2 separate regions of the Homo sapiens genome follow, and region 1 is linked to region 2. The links are chromatin loops, found by intact Hi-C in ENCODE. Cell type or tissue: sigmoid colon. All regions are shown on one strand. Each heading gives the region's core, and the rest is flanking DNA. Links, peaks and the distances in the headings are about the cores only. Region 1 has its middle 76 kb from the start of FENDRR. Region 2 has its middle 19 kb from the start of LINC00917.

Region 1 (7,266 bases), core at 1,217-6,216, 68 kb after region 2:
GCCAAAAGTCCAAAATCAAGGAGTCCGCAAAGCTGGTCCCTTCTTGGGAAGTCAGGAGGAGAATCCGTTCCTTCCTCCCTCCCTGCTTCTGTTGCTGCCAGCGGTTCCTAGTGTTCTCTGGCTCGTAGACGCATCGTTCTGCTCTCTGTCTCCATTGTTTCCCAAGCCTACTCCCTGAGTGTCTGTCCAAACTCATCTTAACTTGATGACAGCTGCTCGATGACACCTTTTCGGAAAGTAAGGTCACATCCCCAGCTACAGAGGGTTACGACTAGGATCTACCCTTCTGGGGGTCACAAGCAGCCCACAACAAAGGGAGGTGCATAGGTACGTGCATAGGGAGGTGCTCGGCAGCCCAGGAGAGCTGCCGTGAGTGTGGTCAACTGTGGCCTTCCTGCTTACCTGTTTATTTTTGCCTGCCCTAACAATCAAGACGCCAGCAAGAAATCGATGTCCCTCTTACATGGTGACTTGGAAAGAGTTTCATATGAGGACAATTTACAGAAGACAGCAACAAGGGTGGTACAGCTCTCCTCCCCCTGCAAAACATAAACAGCAGGGAGCAGAGACCACCACCATGACTGAGGGGTTGGTGGGGGAGTTACTGGAACCCCAGACACAAAGAGGCCCAGTGGAGAGGGGCCTGTCCAACAGGAGCTGTGGCCTTCTTCAGAGGGACACAGCCAGCCTATGTACAAGTCTGTAGCAAGGCCAGTGACTACCCAGCTTCTCTCCCCACCTCCCTCGCATCTCTTGCTGTATCTTGATTTGGCTGAACTCAACAAGATGCCAGGGCAAAGGAGCCTGATTAATACGATGCAGGGGAGTCCACGTTACAATCTCTGAGGGCACAGAGGGAAAAGGAAGGAGAGGCAGACACAGGGAGCAGCTGGAAAGTGTCCAGTGCATCCACCCAGCACCCAAAACACCCTGCCCAAACGTCTGTGGTGCCAAATGCTCAGTGTGCAAGCTCCCCAGCAGTGGGGGCGTAGCAAGTGACAACCACTGGCGTGCACTTGGACATTGGAGTCTGGACTCGTGTGGCCAAGAAGCTGGAAGAGAGGAGAACCACTTCTGGAGATGGTGCTCCTGACAGCTTCACTGCACCCGCTCCCTGGGGTGCCAATGGCCGCAGCGCAGGGGGCTGGGGCTCATGCTGTGGCCTCCGAGCCCAGCTCTGGTGGTGGAAGCTGCACCCCACCAGCCTGATTCTATGCTTTCATTTCCCAGGCTCTCATTTCCACATCTTAAAGCCTTCTGGAAATTCTGTAAGCTTTTCAGTATCCCTTTCCAAATTCCTTTGCTGCTGAGTAAGGCAGAATGAGTGTCTGTTGCTCCAACCAAGAGCCCTCTGTGATACTGAGCAGGGGCAGCAGTCAGGGTCCTGGAAGGAAAGAGGCAGCACCCTTGGCTGGCGATCTGGAGAGCCTTTAATGAAGGGACCAGTTACAGAGGCTCACACAGGTGAAGACAGCCAGAGACAAGCCTTTAATGAAGGGACCAGTTACAGAGGCTCACACAGGTGAAGACAGCCAGAGACAAGCCTTTAATGAAGGGACCAGTTACAGAGGCTCACACAGGTGAAGACAGCCAGAGACAAGCCACGGCGGGATGCCATGGCCAGCCTGAGACTAGAGAGGGCAAGGGGAGCTTGGAAGCATCAGAGATACGGAAGAGAGGAGCTGTGGTGAGAGAAGGACAGGGCCACCGGCAGGAGGAAGAAATGGCCTGACATCTCTCGTCCTGCACACCACTCTGCTGAAGGCACCTCCCGCAGCTGAACCCAACCGGAAGCCAGGGAGAGGATGAGGGGGTTCAGGCTCTGTCGTCTCCAGAGTTCAGAGGTGGACAGAGAAGACTGGCACTGGAGCTGGGGAGCACAGTGAAGGGTAGCCAGCCCCAAGGAAGGCCAGGGGCATGGGCGCAGGGCCCACTGCAGGCCTGGGCACTATCGAGACACGTTCTCCACGCGACCTCATTGAATCTTGACGGTGGCCCTGCTGAACAGCCTTGGAGGTGGGCTGACGGGATGCAGCCCCGGGGCCGGTCTGACTCAGCACCAGAGTGGCAGCTACCTCACTTGAGCCCACAGCAGCCCTGCTGGCTGAGCAGGGCAGACGCACTGTTACTGTTTTCACCATGAAGCAAATGGGCTCAAAGAGGTTAAGTTGGTGTCTTGAGTATGTATATATGCGCAGGGGCTCACTGCTGTAACAAGCAACCCCAGGTTTCAGGAGCTTCACCTGACTCATGCTCCTCTCTCGGCACAGAATGTGGGGCAGTAGGGTGGGTGGTTGGCTCCATGGAGCCATTCGAGAGTCCAGGACCCGTTTTCTAGGTCTTGGAGTTTCTTTCCCTGGAGCTCAGTGTCCGGCCAGTAGACAGAAAAAAGAAATCATAGCAAATGGCAGGAGAAGTTTCAGGGGCAGCTGGCACTCTTTCCCATGTCCGCTGGCCAGAGCTCAGTCTCGGGTCCTGCCTGGCTTCCCGGGGTGGGAGATGAAGTCGGCCTGTTGCCGCGAGGGAGGGAGCTACGTGCATAGGGAGGTGCTCGGGCTGCTCTGCAGGGCACCCCCGAGGCGGGCCCGTGGCAGGCCGCACGGAATACAGAACCCTGTCGCTGGGAAGGGTGAGGGTCAGAGGTGGGAGACGGGGTGGGGAGGGGAGCAGTGCCCACTGTGCACACCTTAGAACCTTGGCCAGGGTTTTGGAAGCCATTGAAGGGAGTGGTGTCAGCTTGCCTGAGGGTCCTCAGCTAGTTAGGCACAACCCGGGGCCCCAAGCCGAGCTGGGAATTTTAGCTCTTGGAGCTCTGCCTCCGCCACACCGTGCACCCTGCACGGAAAGCTCGGAAATCACCCCAGCTTTCCTAGACGGTGTCTGCTACCTCTCACATCTTCCAGGCTTTGGATCTCATTCCCTTCCCCCAAGCCTAATGCATCATGCTTGCCCTTATGAAATTTCCCGGGAGCACTGTGAGACTCTGGGATCCAGAGGGCTCCAAGTTTGGGGTAGGCAGAGCCCTTCGCCTGCCCTGCGTGAGTCCAGCCCACAGTTTCTAGGAGACGCCAGGGAACATACCGCAGGCAAGTCGCCGCAGAGCTGGCTGCAAGACAGGCGGCCTTACAAATTGCTCTGTTAAACCTAAAAGCTCCAGCAATCCCAGGGATTACGAGGCGCCCTGGCGAGGCCTTGTTAGGACCGGCCTCCGGGAGAACACGGAGGGTATTTACATTTGTTGAAGGGCTCATTTTCGTGAAGGATGACAGGGCCTCGGCCCCAGAGGATCATGTGTGCATGGGCTTTTTATTTCCAGCAAACACTCAAACTCTCAAGGGTCAGATACAGTGCAAGGCAGAAATCATGCTCAGCTGCAGGCAGGGATGTGGCCGTGTGCTGACCCAGTGCCCTGGAGCCAAGGGGTTTCTTCAGTTCTGGTTTCCGTGAGCTTGGCAAAGGTGACACCTGTATCAGATACCTCGTCTCTACTACTAGATCACCGCAGTCTCACCTGCGGTCTTTGGCTCCTTACTCTAGGCACCACTATGGCAGCCAGACCTTCATGGTTCCAAACACATTCTGCAAAGCACCTTACTGTGTCCACGCTGGACATAGTCCTCCTCCCACTCTGGGGACTTCCTGTCACCTTGGAGGCCGTGGATGCTGTGGCACCTGCCCAGTGCCCAGCCACGCACCAACAGGAAAGACTTCATGCATCATAGAGTAGATAATTGGCCGATGGGCAGCATGAACCAGTGGGCAAATTGTTCTCTTCTCTCCTCCTTGGATGGTTGTCCTGAGAAGCAGTTGTCTATATGGATTTTTGGAAGAGTCCCCTAAAACTGTGCAATCAATTGCTCCTAATACCAAGTGCTGGCCAGTTCAGTATTGAACCCTCCCTGGGATTCCACCCCCTAATCCAATGGCAGAACATTAGGTTTGCCTTGACTTCGGTTTTCTGGGGAACATGCACTCATATACGCACTCTGTACACACACACTTGCACATGTATGGAAATGGCGATTGATCCTTTCTTGATCCCAATAAGTCATGGGATCTCTCTTTTCTTCCCACACAATGATTAACAACAACAATGTCATGGTCATCACTATCTATCATTTATAGAGCTCTGTGGCAGAGACCAGCAACTCGTTCTCCAAATCATTTTCCTTTTCCTCCGAGGAACACAGCCATCCACATTTCCCAACCTCCCTTGCAGTTAGGGGGAAATGAGTGATTGAGTTGTGGCCAATGACAAGTGACAAAAGTGATATTGACCACTTCCGGGCCTGATCCATCAAAATCTAGCATGCCAGCTCCCATCCTCCATCCTCTCCACCTGCTGAATTAAGAGGTCTCCCGATACCTGGGAGGAGGAGAGCCTCCCATGAGAACCAACCAGCTGGGAAAATCAGTGCTGCACTGTTATGTAATGAAGAAAAAACTTGCTGCGTATGGAGCCTCTGACACGTGGGGATTAGGGTTTGCAATGAGAAAACCATCCTCATAAGTGTGACTTGCCTGGTTTTGCCTCAGTGGACTTCTATGCACTACCTCATTTAATCTTTTTGTTTGTTTGTTTTTTAGACAGAGTCTCACTCTGTTGCCCAAGCTGGAGTGCAATGATGTGATCTCGGCTCACTGCAACCTCTACCTTGTGGGTTCAAGTGGTTCTCCTGCCTCAGCCTCCAGAGTAGCTGGGATTACAGGTGCCTCCCACCACACCCAGCTAATTTTTTGTATTTTTAGTAGAGACAGGGTTTCACCATGTTGGGTAGGCTGGTTTTGAACTCCTGAACTCAGGTGATCCGCCCGCCCCGGCCTCCCAAAATGTTCGGATTACAGGTGTGAGCCACTGCACCTGCCCTAATCTTTTTTAAATTCTGTACTTTATTAGTGAAGTATGTTGCTCTACCTGCCCCACCCCACAATACGAATCTCACCCAGGATCCCCATCCTTTTCCCTCATTCCCCCTTCCCCCTCGACACCCCTGCACAAGTGCACCAGGAGTCCCTGACCACTGGCCATTTGGAGTGTGTCCATTGGGTAGCAATGTGGAAACCCCCAGGGCCGGTGTGAAAACCCTCCGGGCCTTTGTGGGGAACATGGAGGGGGCCGAGGGAGTCCTAGGAGGGGCTTATTTGAGGGTCCTGGCCACTTGCTTGCAGACCAGTTTGATCTCCTCATCATGTGGACAGGTAGGGGTGAATTCTTCCCAGGCATAGGCACTGCCCAAGCACCGATGCCATCCCCGGAAGGTCTCAGGGATGGGGAAGCCCTGGTACTTCTCACAGTCCACCTGGACTATGCAGAGCTTTGACAACAGGCTGCACTCAACCAGGGAGAGCTCGTTGCCATCGAGAAACCTCTTCTGAGAGATGCCCTCATCTTCAGCACTGCTGTCATCCACTTCTTCTGGGAAGGGGGATGTTGAGTAACTGTCTAAAACCTTCAGGGCTCTCAGGAGCCCCTTGTCCAGAGTATCGTTGAGTCCTGCATTTGAACTTGATGTAGGCAGAAAAGTCGGCAAATACATCCAGCCCAGCTGTGTTTGACTCAGGATTTAGAGCTCTTAGCTTGGGGTACCTGCAGGGGAACAGCACTGCCTCCAGAAATTCCTCAATCTTTTGGGTGTCTATGTGTGCTTCCATGCCACGCAGCAGGAACAGGAGCTGCCCTTCTGGGCACAGCTTCTGCACTGTCACGGTCTACCTCTTGGTGTCAATGGTGGTGATGTTGAAAGTGACTCCTTTGAGCCAGAGCACCATGAACAGTCTCTAGAAGAAGGGGCAGTTCCTGGCCAAGCGCGGTGGCTCACGCCTATAATCCCAGCACTTTGGGAGGCCGAGGTGGGTGGATCACCTGAGGTCGGGAGTTCGAGACCAGCCTCGCCAACATGGAGAAACCCCGTCTCTACTAAAAATACAAAATTAGCTGGGCGTGGTGGTGCGTGCCTGTAATCCCAGCTACTCGAGACGCTGAGGCAGGAGAATCGTTTGAACCCGGGAGGCAGAGGTTGCAGTGAACCGAGATCGTGCCATTGCACTCCAGCCTGGGCAACAAAAGTGAAATTTTGTCTCAATTAAAAAAAAAAAAAAAAAAAGAAGGGGCAGTTCCCAGTCTTGGCTCCATCACTGCCAGCCTTCAAGAGCAATTTCACCTGTGGTTGTTCTTCAGCCATGGTTGCATCAGGGCCCATTTAATCTTCACAAAGAAAGTACAATTATCATTGCAACTGGCCTGGTGCTGAGATTGAGACTCGAAGAGATCACAGTACTTAGAAGCTCACATAATTAGCAAACGGAGGGGATCTCTCAAAATTTTAAGCTAACTAGAACTCTTGCCATCATGAAACATGTCCACCTCCACTTTATAGATGAAGAGACTAAAGTCCATAGAAGACCAATGACCAGTTGAGGTACCACTCAGTTTGCTAGCATGCCAATGGGCAGTTCTCTAGACCCCCAATCTCCTAAGCCATCATGGACTGACAAGTGTCTTCATAGTCCTTTGCTGTCTTTCCCAGAGAAGGAGGCAAATTATCCATTTAGAGGAAGCAATGATCAAAGAAATAAATCAGTCGTATCCAATAACTTGGTGTTGAGTCTGATAGACACTGGGCAGAGAAGCAATCGTGTTGCAATGCAGGGAATAGACAGGGTTGGAAGTGGCCCCTCTGCTAACCAGCTATGTGACTTGGAACAAGTGACTTAGCCTCTCTCTGTCTCTAGGACCTCATTTGTAAAATGAAGCTAGTAATGTCACCTGCCCAAAACAATTGTTGGATAGTTTCTAACAAAGTTTTTTGCACTACCCCGTGTAGCTAGCACATGTTAAGCCCTCAAACATTAGCTGTTATTTTATTTCACTATGTGGTCAGTCCAAGGCTACCCACATTTGCCAGCTCATCCTATGTCTGCCTAGTCTCTCTCTCTCTTTTTTTTTTTGTCCCTCCAAAGTATTTATCTCACTTTCCTGCCTCACAAATCCATGGCCACACACTGACTCCCCTCCCCCCTCATTAAACCAGGCTTTCAGGAAAAGATCTAATATCAGTCAGATAATGTAAACCATCGAGATACCTCGCCTGGGGAGCTTTGCTAGTTCAGCCTAAGCTTTCAGTGAAGGTGCAAGCAACAGAGCTTCCTGGGACAGGGATTTGGAGTCTGAGCTGGCAGGCGTGGGGCAGATGCAGAGGATGGAGAACCCCTGCGGCAGTGCCCAGGTGGATGTCCTCTCCCACTCCCTGCTCGGATGCCCTGGAC
Region 2 (7,266 bases), core at 1,424-6,423:
CTCACTCAGAGCCCCGGTCACCAGGACCCCTCAGTGGGAGGACAGACCTTAGGCAGGGTAAAAGGACTCTGATCAGCATCTGCAGTGCTGTTAATAAGCTAAATCATGAACTCACGTAGAAAATTGAGTCATCGCCTCAAATGGGCAATTCAATAAAGGAAAACATGGAAATCGACAGCATAGAAGAAAACTTTCCCTTCTCACCAGTAATCCAAGTCACACACGTAATAAACACAGAACGGTATTTTTTTCATTGATTAGTTTGGCAAATACTTTTTTCAATGTTAATACACAATGTCGGAGAGGAGAATAGAAATTGTTGCACGTTTTACATGTTTCCAGAGGCCATGAGAGTAATTTGTAGATTTTGATCCAGGAACTTTATTTCTAGGAATTTATTAGGGAAAAAACCATAAATGTGAAAATTGATTTGCATACAAAGATGTTCATTGCAGCAAAAGTCATTGGAAATAACCCAGAGTATTTCTGAGACAATGTCCTCCCTGTTGCTACCTCTATTTATCCATCCCCACTTCCCCCATCTTCTGTGTGCTTTGCTTCTGGTGACCTGCACCTGTGACTCTCTTTGAAGTCCTGTTCTTGAGCTATAGGGGCTGCTTCACTCGTAGATGCACAGGAGGCTCCTCGGACCTTGAGACCCTCCTGAGTGGCCCTGGCCAGTGACTGACGAGGGCAGGGCCAATAAAGCCCCAGCTGCCTTAAGAACAATGAGCAATGCTGCCGAAAAAGGCTCCGGCTGGGACCGTGCCTGAAATGGCAACTGCTCAGCTTGTCCTTCTCTGTCCTGCTTCCACTGCTCCCTCACTCATCTCTCTGGGAAGTCTTTCTTCCTTGATAAGCCACCCACATGTGGATCCTTATATCATGGTCTGCCTCTACAGAACTGATTTTAGACTGTTTAAACTAAGCAATGCCAGTGGTAATCAGATGTTCTTTCTTTGGTCACCAACTGTCCCCTAACGTGGTTGAAGTCTATAGAAAGCCATCTAAAGCACCCTGAGGATGACACAGTGGTTTGTATTTAGAGGCAATGCTGTGAATAAAACATTTATTTTCAGACTGGTGAATTACTTTGCTTCTGTAGTCTACCCTTTAAATATCTGACTCTTTTCTTTTTTTGTTTGAGACAGGGTCTTGCTCTGTCACCCAGGCTGGAGTGCAGTGGCGCAATCTCAGCTCACAGCAGCCTCAACCTCCTGGGCTCAAGCGATTCTCCCACCTCAGTCTCCCAAGTAGCTGGGACTACAGACATGTGCCACCATGCCCAGCTAATTTTTTAATTCTTTTTGTAGAGATGGGGTCTTGCTATGTTGCCCTGGCTGGTCTCAAACTCCTGGGCTCAAGCAGCCCTCCTGCCTTAGCCTCCCAGATTGCTGGGATTACAGGTGTGAGCCACCATACCCAGCCTGTCCATTTTCAAAACAATTCTCAGCTTGCTTCACATCGCTGAAATTATTGATTATCCACACAACATTTATTCTTCCCTTATTTCTTATTAACAGAGCCAAGTTTTAATGGGCATCTAAAAAACTACATTTCCCAATCTCCCTTGCAAATAGGTATAATCATGTGACGCCATTAGAGCCAACTGGCTGTACGCATCATTGCCCCTAGAGTCAAACAGAATCTGTTCATTTGACCTTCACTTACTCCCGTCTTTCCACCTGGAGCAGGGATGGGCTGGTGGAGATGTCGCCACCATCTTGACACCATGAGGTAACAATAAAAGAAAGTTAGAGAAAATGGAAAAGATCTCGACTCTGACAGCGTTGTATTGAACCAATGCTATTTACTGCAGCCTTAGGATTTCTCAGCACTTGAGAAAAAAAAAACTCGTACCAACTGTGTTCAAGCCACCAACTGGTGGGGGTGGGGTGAGGTCGGGGGGTTCTGTTAGTGGCACCCAAATGTGATTCTTTGATATACTCCATCACATCAAGGGAAGGTTCTGATGGCCAACTTTCCAGAACAGACCCTTTTTTGGGCTTTTTATGCACCCACAAAACCCACTTTCAGAAATGCCATTCTTCCTCTAATCAGACAAAGAATGTTCCAGCTTCCTAGGGACCCACAGGCTGTTGGAAGAATTCCATGTCTCTCTCTGTCATCAGCATGCTCCAGCCCCTGCCTGGAAGGGTCTGAAATGACAGCCTTTAACTCACCACGCTGGTGAGGAAACATTCCCTGTCTACCACATGTAATCCCAGCAGGAAGACGAAAACTGGCATCCAACGTGGCCTGTGTACTCAGAGAAAAAGAATTTATAGGAAACAGAATCTACCTCTTGCTCAACCCCTAGAACAAAAACCCAGTGCTTAATCAGATTATTATAGCAAATATGCCACAACAGGGACTCGTTAAATGAATTTGGATACCTTTCTATGATGGAAAACTATTCATTTACAATGAGGCCATAAAATACTTAATGCATGTTAAAATGTTCACAGCATATTGAGTGGGATGAAGGGTTACAAATAGCCATGTAGAATACAGATTTTAAGTACACACAATATACAAAACAGAAAAAAAGTACTAAAAGGGAGTTGTATTCAACATTTAATAGGCATTTTTCTTTAGCGGGATTATACGTGATACCTACCTTCATTGTTTGTTGCCTGGATAAAAGAAAGAACAACGTGATCAGTAAGCTGTAACCCTCTGTATTTTGTACTCAGATTAATGGATCTGATTTCAGTTGTAAAGAGGTCAGCTGGGTCCCTGGCAAATTTTATCTTCCACCATTATCCAAACAAAATTGGCTAAATATACTTTTAACAACAGGGCTCTATGGGTGCCACATGTCCACCCCCACCCCACCCCACCCACCACCTTTTTTTTGGGAAAATCCCCGTTTGCAGAAGGTTTTCATCCTGACACGCTCAGTAAAAACATAACTGGACACGGCTGCTTGCTCATCAATCCAACTGGCTCCTCTAAGCCATTCAGAAGAGTGGTTTTTACTTCTTCAGCTCAAACCATTAGGGAAGCATTTATAGAGCACCAGATGTTTGCTTCCTCTGAGGGTATCCAGAAAGTCCTCAAGGCTGCTGGCTTCTTTTTTGCTCCTGCAGGGAAGAAAACTAACTTCCAAGGAGGAGAAGGAGGACTGAGGGCAAACTCACGATGATCATAAGTAGGATCTTTCCAAAAAGTTCCAGAACTATCTGAAAACGATGCCCATGCATCTCAATAAATCAGAGTCTCTTTTAATGAGACTGGCAGCCCTGTGCCTATTTTTAAAAGTTTATGACCCTGAATTTGCGAGGAAAAGCAGCCAGGCATTGCCCGGAGCTGTGCAGAGCGAAGCATTTTAAGTTTCCATCTCACTCCTGAGAGGCAATCCATCATGATAAGGAGGGGCAGGGAGGGAAGGAGCTGAGCTCCCTGCAGCCTCCCGCCTGGCGTAGCTGTTTAAGTGGCAGGCACTGCAAGCCCAGTCCATTAACCAAAAAAGGGTGCTGCGCCTGAGCTATTTCTAGCTCCCTGCCAAGGCTCAGAGAGGCACAGACCTGTGGATTCCTGCACAGTGAAGTGTCCCGCCTGGCATCATCTGACATAGGCTTTCTCCCCCGACACCAAGAGCTGGAACAACCTTGTTCAGAGAAACACAAATAAGTACAAGAACGGCCTTATTGGGTCTCGTTATTAGGTATGAGTCTCCTGTGGCTGCTGTAACCACCAAAAACCAAGGGAGCTCCAAACGATAGAAATGTATTCTCTCCCGGTTCTGGAGAGCAGAAGTCTCAAATCAGGGTGTGGGCAGAGCTGTGCTCCCTCTGGACGCCTTTTCCCTCTTCCAGCATCTGTTGGCTGCTGGCGCCCCTTGGCACGTGGTGCATCGCTCCAGTCTGGGCTCTGTCTTCCTGGCATGCTCTCCTGGTCTTCTCTCTGTGTGTCTCTGATCTTCGGGTTTAGTGGCTGCCTGGATAACCTGGGATGATCTCATCTTGAGATTCTTAATTTCATTACATCTGCAAAGACTCTTTATCCAAATAAGGTCAGCTTCACGGGTTCTAGGTTTAGGACATGGAGGTATCTTTCTGGAGGCTGCCATTCTCTCCACTATATCCAAACAGGTGTCCATCTCTTTCCAGGAAGCACTCCAACTCATAATTCCAGGGCATGACCCAGTGATCCCAAGTTCAGCCACCCACCCACCCCCAGGTGACATCATCCACACCTCCGGGTACCAGTGGCAGCCTCTCCACTCTTGCCCTCAGAGTCCCTGGGTCCCACAGATTCGCATGAGTCTTAGACCCGTTAAGAGCAGGGACTCTGAAGTCAGCCTTCAGTTCCAGTCCTGGTTCTACCATTTATGTTACCTGGGCCTCAGTTTCTTCCTCTGTAAAGTAGGCATAATCAGAGTGCCTATTCCCTAGGACTATTGTGAAAATTTAAAAAGCTGCTATTCATAAAAAACAGGGCCGGCACCCACTCAATAAATGCGGCCTTGAACTTGAATTCTTCCATGTCTTGATTTGGGGTTCTAGATTCTCGACCTTTCAACATCAAGTCTAAGAGAGCTAGCCCGTGCTCCTTGGTGGATCAAAGATGGGTTCATGTTCCAGAGCAACAACATCTCAAACCACTGAAATCCACAGAGCCCTTCGTTCCAATGTATTTCCACAACACCGCATACATCAAGCAGATAAACAGAGGCGTAGCTGTGGCAGCAGCTGCTGTGGGGAGGGTGCGGCAGAGCCTGGACCTCCCAAGAGGCTTTTCTGTCCGTAGGCAGCTGGGTGCCAGGGTCCACGGCCTGTTGAGGTGAAGCAGGCCAGGAGGGGGCCTTCACAGTTTATTCTGCCACAGAGCAGCAATTATTTCTTATTTCCTTGCCCCATCTTTCCTCAAATATTCCAAGTCCATGTAGAAAGCCCACCTTAGCTCACAAACCATCAAGAAAAGTAAAGGCGAAGGAACTAGACAGAGAAAGATTTCACATATTTGTTTTTTTGAAAAACCCCACATGTTCATTGTAGGAAATTTGGAAACCACAGTCAAGCACTTAAACTGAAACAAAAATCAGACGCGGCAGTGATGGTTCAGTCGCCTCCGTCCCGCCTTCCGCAAATAACCTCAGCGTGTCTGTAAAGTCAAAGGTTGTTATTATTTACACTTGAATTTACTTCAAATGGTCATAGTTTTTCTAGATCACCAAATAAAACGCTTAATTTTTAAATCATGACACACGTACTTCCTCGTAAACTGTTTGTCCTATAATTATGTTTTGCAAACACTTCTGACAACTTTAAATATTTTTTTCTTTCTTTTAGAGGAGAGGCAGGGGTCTCGCTATGTTGCCTAGGCTGGTCTCAAACTCCTGGCCTCAAGTGATCCACCCACCTTGGCTTCCCAAAGGGCTGAGATTACAGGCGTGAGCCACCACGCCCAGCTAAATATTTTAAGAACATAATTTCTCACCATACAAAGCATTTACTTGCGGATATGGCCCATCCTTTATTTGCCCAATTACTGTTTACTAGTTATTTATGTAATTGCCATTTTTAGGACACACACACACACACACACACACACACATTTAATGTTGTAATAAATCTATCTATCTCTCTATCTGTAAATATTTGCAGAACCTCTGAGTATTTCCTTTGAACCAATTCCTACAAATATGATTATTTTTGAAGACATGCACTTTTTAAGGCATTTGATACCCTTTGCCAAATTGCCCTCCAAAAAGATTGTAACAATTTACAATTTTACCAGCAATATATGATAAGAGTACTTTTCTCAAACGTTTCCTATTGAATACTGTAATTTTTAAAAACTTAGCCAATTTGGCAGACAAAAAAGAAAGAACATCTGTGTCTCTGTGTGTTTTCTTGTTATTGTAGATGATTAGTTTTCTATGTTAGTTGGCCAGTGGGATTTCTTCTTTTATAAATTGCTTGATAATACTTTTTGCCCTTCACCTCTTAGGGTGATCGACTTTATCTTCCTGATTTTCAAGGGTCATCTGCATTTTAAGGACAGTGATTTGCCTTATCCCTTCATTACAATAGGTCTCTTAGCCTTCCAAAGGCCAATGAGAAAGTTAGACCATCTTTCAAGGATGTTGGTAACATTTTCCCCAATTTGTTGTTTACTTTCTAATTTTGTGATGGATTCATAAAAGGATTTTACATAGTCCAATATGTTAATCTTTTTCTTTATGATTTCTTTCTCTACCTATAAAATTCAAAAGGTATGCAAAATCCACTTTTTCCCACCTGAGGTGGAAAAATCTAGTAAAGATTAAGACTGAGTAAAACCACGTTAATCCAGGAATGAAATAAATGAATGAGATAACATCATAACCCATGCTAGAAAAAGAAAGTTCAACTTGGCTTTTAGATTCCAGTTGAGTTCAGGCTTTGTGTTTTGTTTATTAACTCTCTTTTCCTGAATAATGAATCTATGTTTAAAAAATGCCTTCTCAGATTTGCTTGGTACGGCAGCTGAAATTGTTATTCTAATGTAACAAGGGATTTCTTTCCTCTCCTCCCTCCTAATCAGGGTATCTCTTTAAGCATATCCACATGGAGGTTTTCATAGCTCAGTCCCAGATAAAGGAAAGAAACACATAACTGCTTAAATCCTTAAACTGCTTTCCCGTAATTGGGAATCAGAGGCCAAATGCCCTGACACATTTGGGCGATAGTCTTCGCCTTATAGGGGTCTTGCTTAAGCTCTTTGTAAAGTGGGTGCCAAAATCACCTTATTGTACTAGGATCCCAGCTACAACCTCATGCCCTTACTCCCAAGGGCTCGGTTTCCAGGTTAAGGTGCTGCACATCTGCTCCCCTTTTCCAGGGAGTGTTTCCAGGGAGTGAGACTGTGTTTACATTTGTAGAGACTCATTTATCACTAAACGCTGAACCTCTTCCAGGTCAGTGCGTAACACACGTGCATGCTCTCAAATCACCGGGGACTTTGTGAAAATGCAGATTTCCAGGCTGCATCTCTGATGATGCTGCTTCAAAGGGGCTCGGGGGAGCACAGGCATCTGCATTTTCAACAGTACCCTCACGAGCTGCTGCTGCTGCTGGTTCATGCGCTACCTTTTGAGAACTCCCTTCCCAGGCCAAACCCTTCATCTCAGAGTGGAGGAGAAGTCAACCAAAAGTGGGAAAATCTGCTTTTAGATTCTCGCCCCAAGAATCCGAGGCCAAATCCAGGCTTGTTGTCTGGATTCTAATTTCCAACCCAACCCTCCCAGGACCCTGCCTTCATGTGGGAAATCCTCCG

Evidence for each region. A loop is a pair of places that touch in the nucleus more often than their neighbours do. Peaks named below come from ENCODE experiments on the same cell type or tissue, not always from the same donor. Only the 100,000 strongest peaks of a DNase experiment are listed, where the experiment ranks them.
Region 1: it touches region 2 in a loop (4-fold over the local background); 4 of 110 quality-filtered maps call a loop at or near these places.

What each region holds. Positions count from the first base shown.
Region 1 is chr16:86,429,703-86,436,968 of GRCh38, forward strand. It overlaps the pseudogene LOC401864. Among named protein-coding and RNA genes, the nearest start is that of FENDRR, 76 kb to the right of the region's middle. RefSeq lists a silencer at 3,592-3,821. In sigmoid colon, for the core only: no CTCF peak of the experiment used is centred there; DNase peaks (open chromatin) are centred at 2,017, 2,562 and 3,119; H3K4me3 peaks cover 501 bases; H3K27ac peaks cover 2,507 bases.
Region 2 is chr16:86,361,011-86,368,276 of GRCh38, forward strand. No RefSeq gene overlaps it. Among named protein-coding and RNA genes, the nearest start is that of LINC00917, 19 kb to the left of the region's middle. RefSeq lists an enhancer at 7,162-7,266. In sigmoid colon, for the core only: no CTCF peak of the experiment used is centred there; DNase peaks (open chromatin) are centred at 2,211, 3,451, 3,841 and 4,743; H3K4me3 peaks cover 544 bases; H3K27ac peaks cover 844 bases.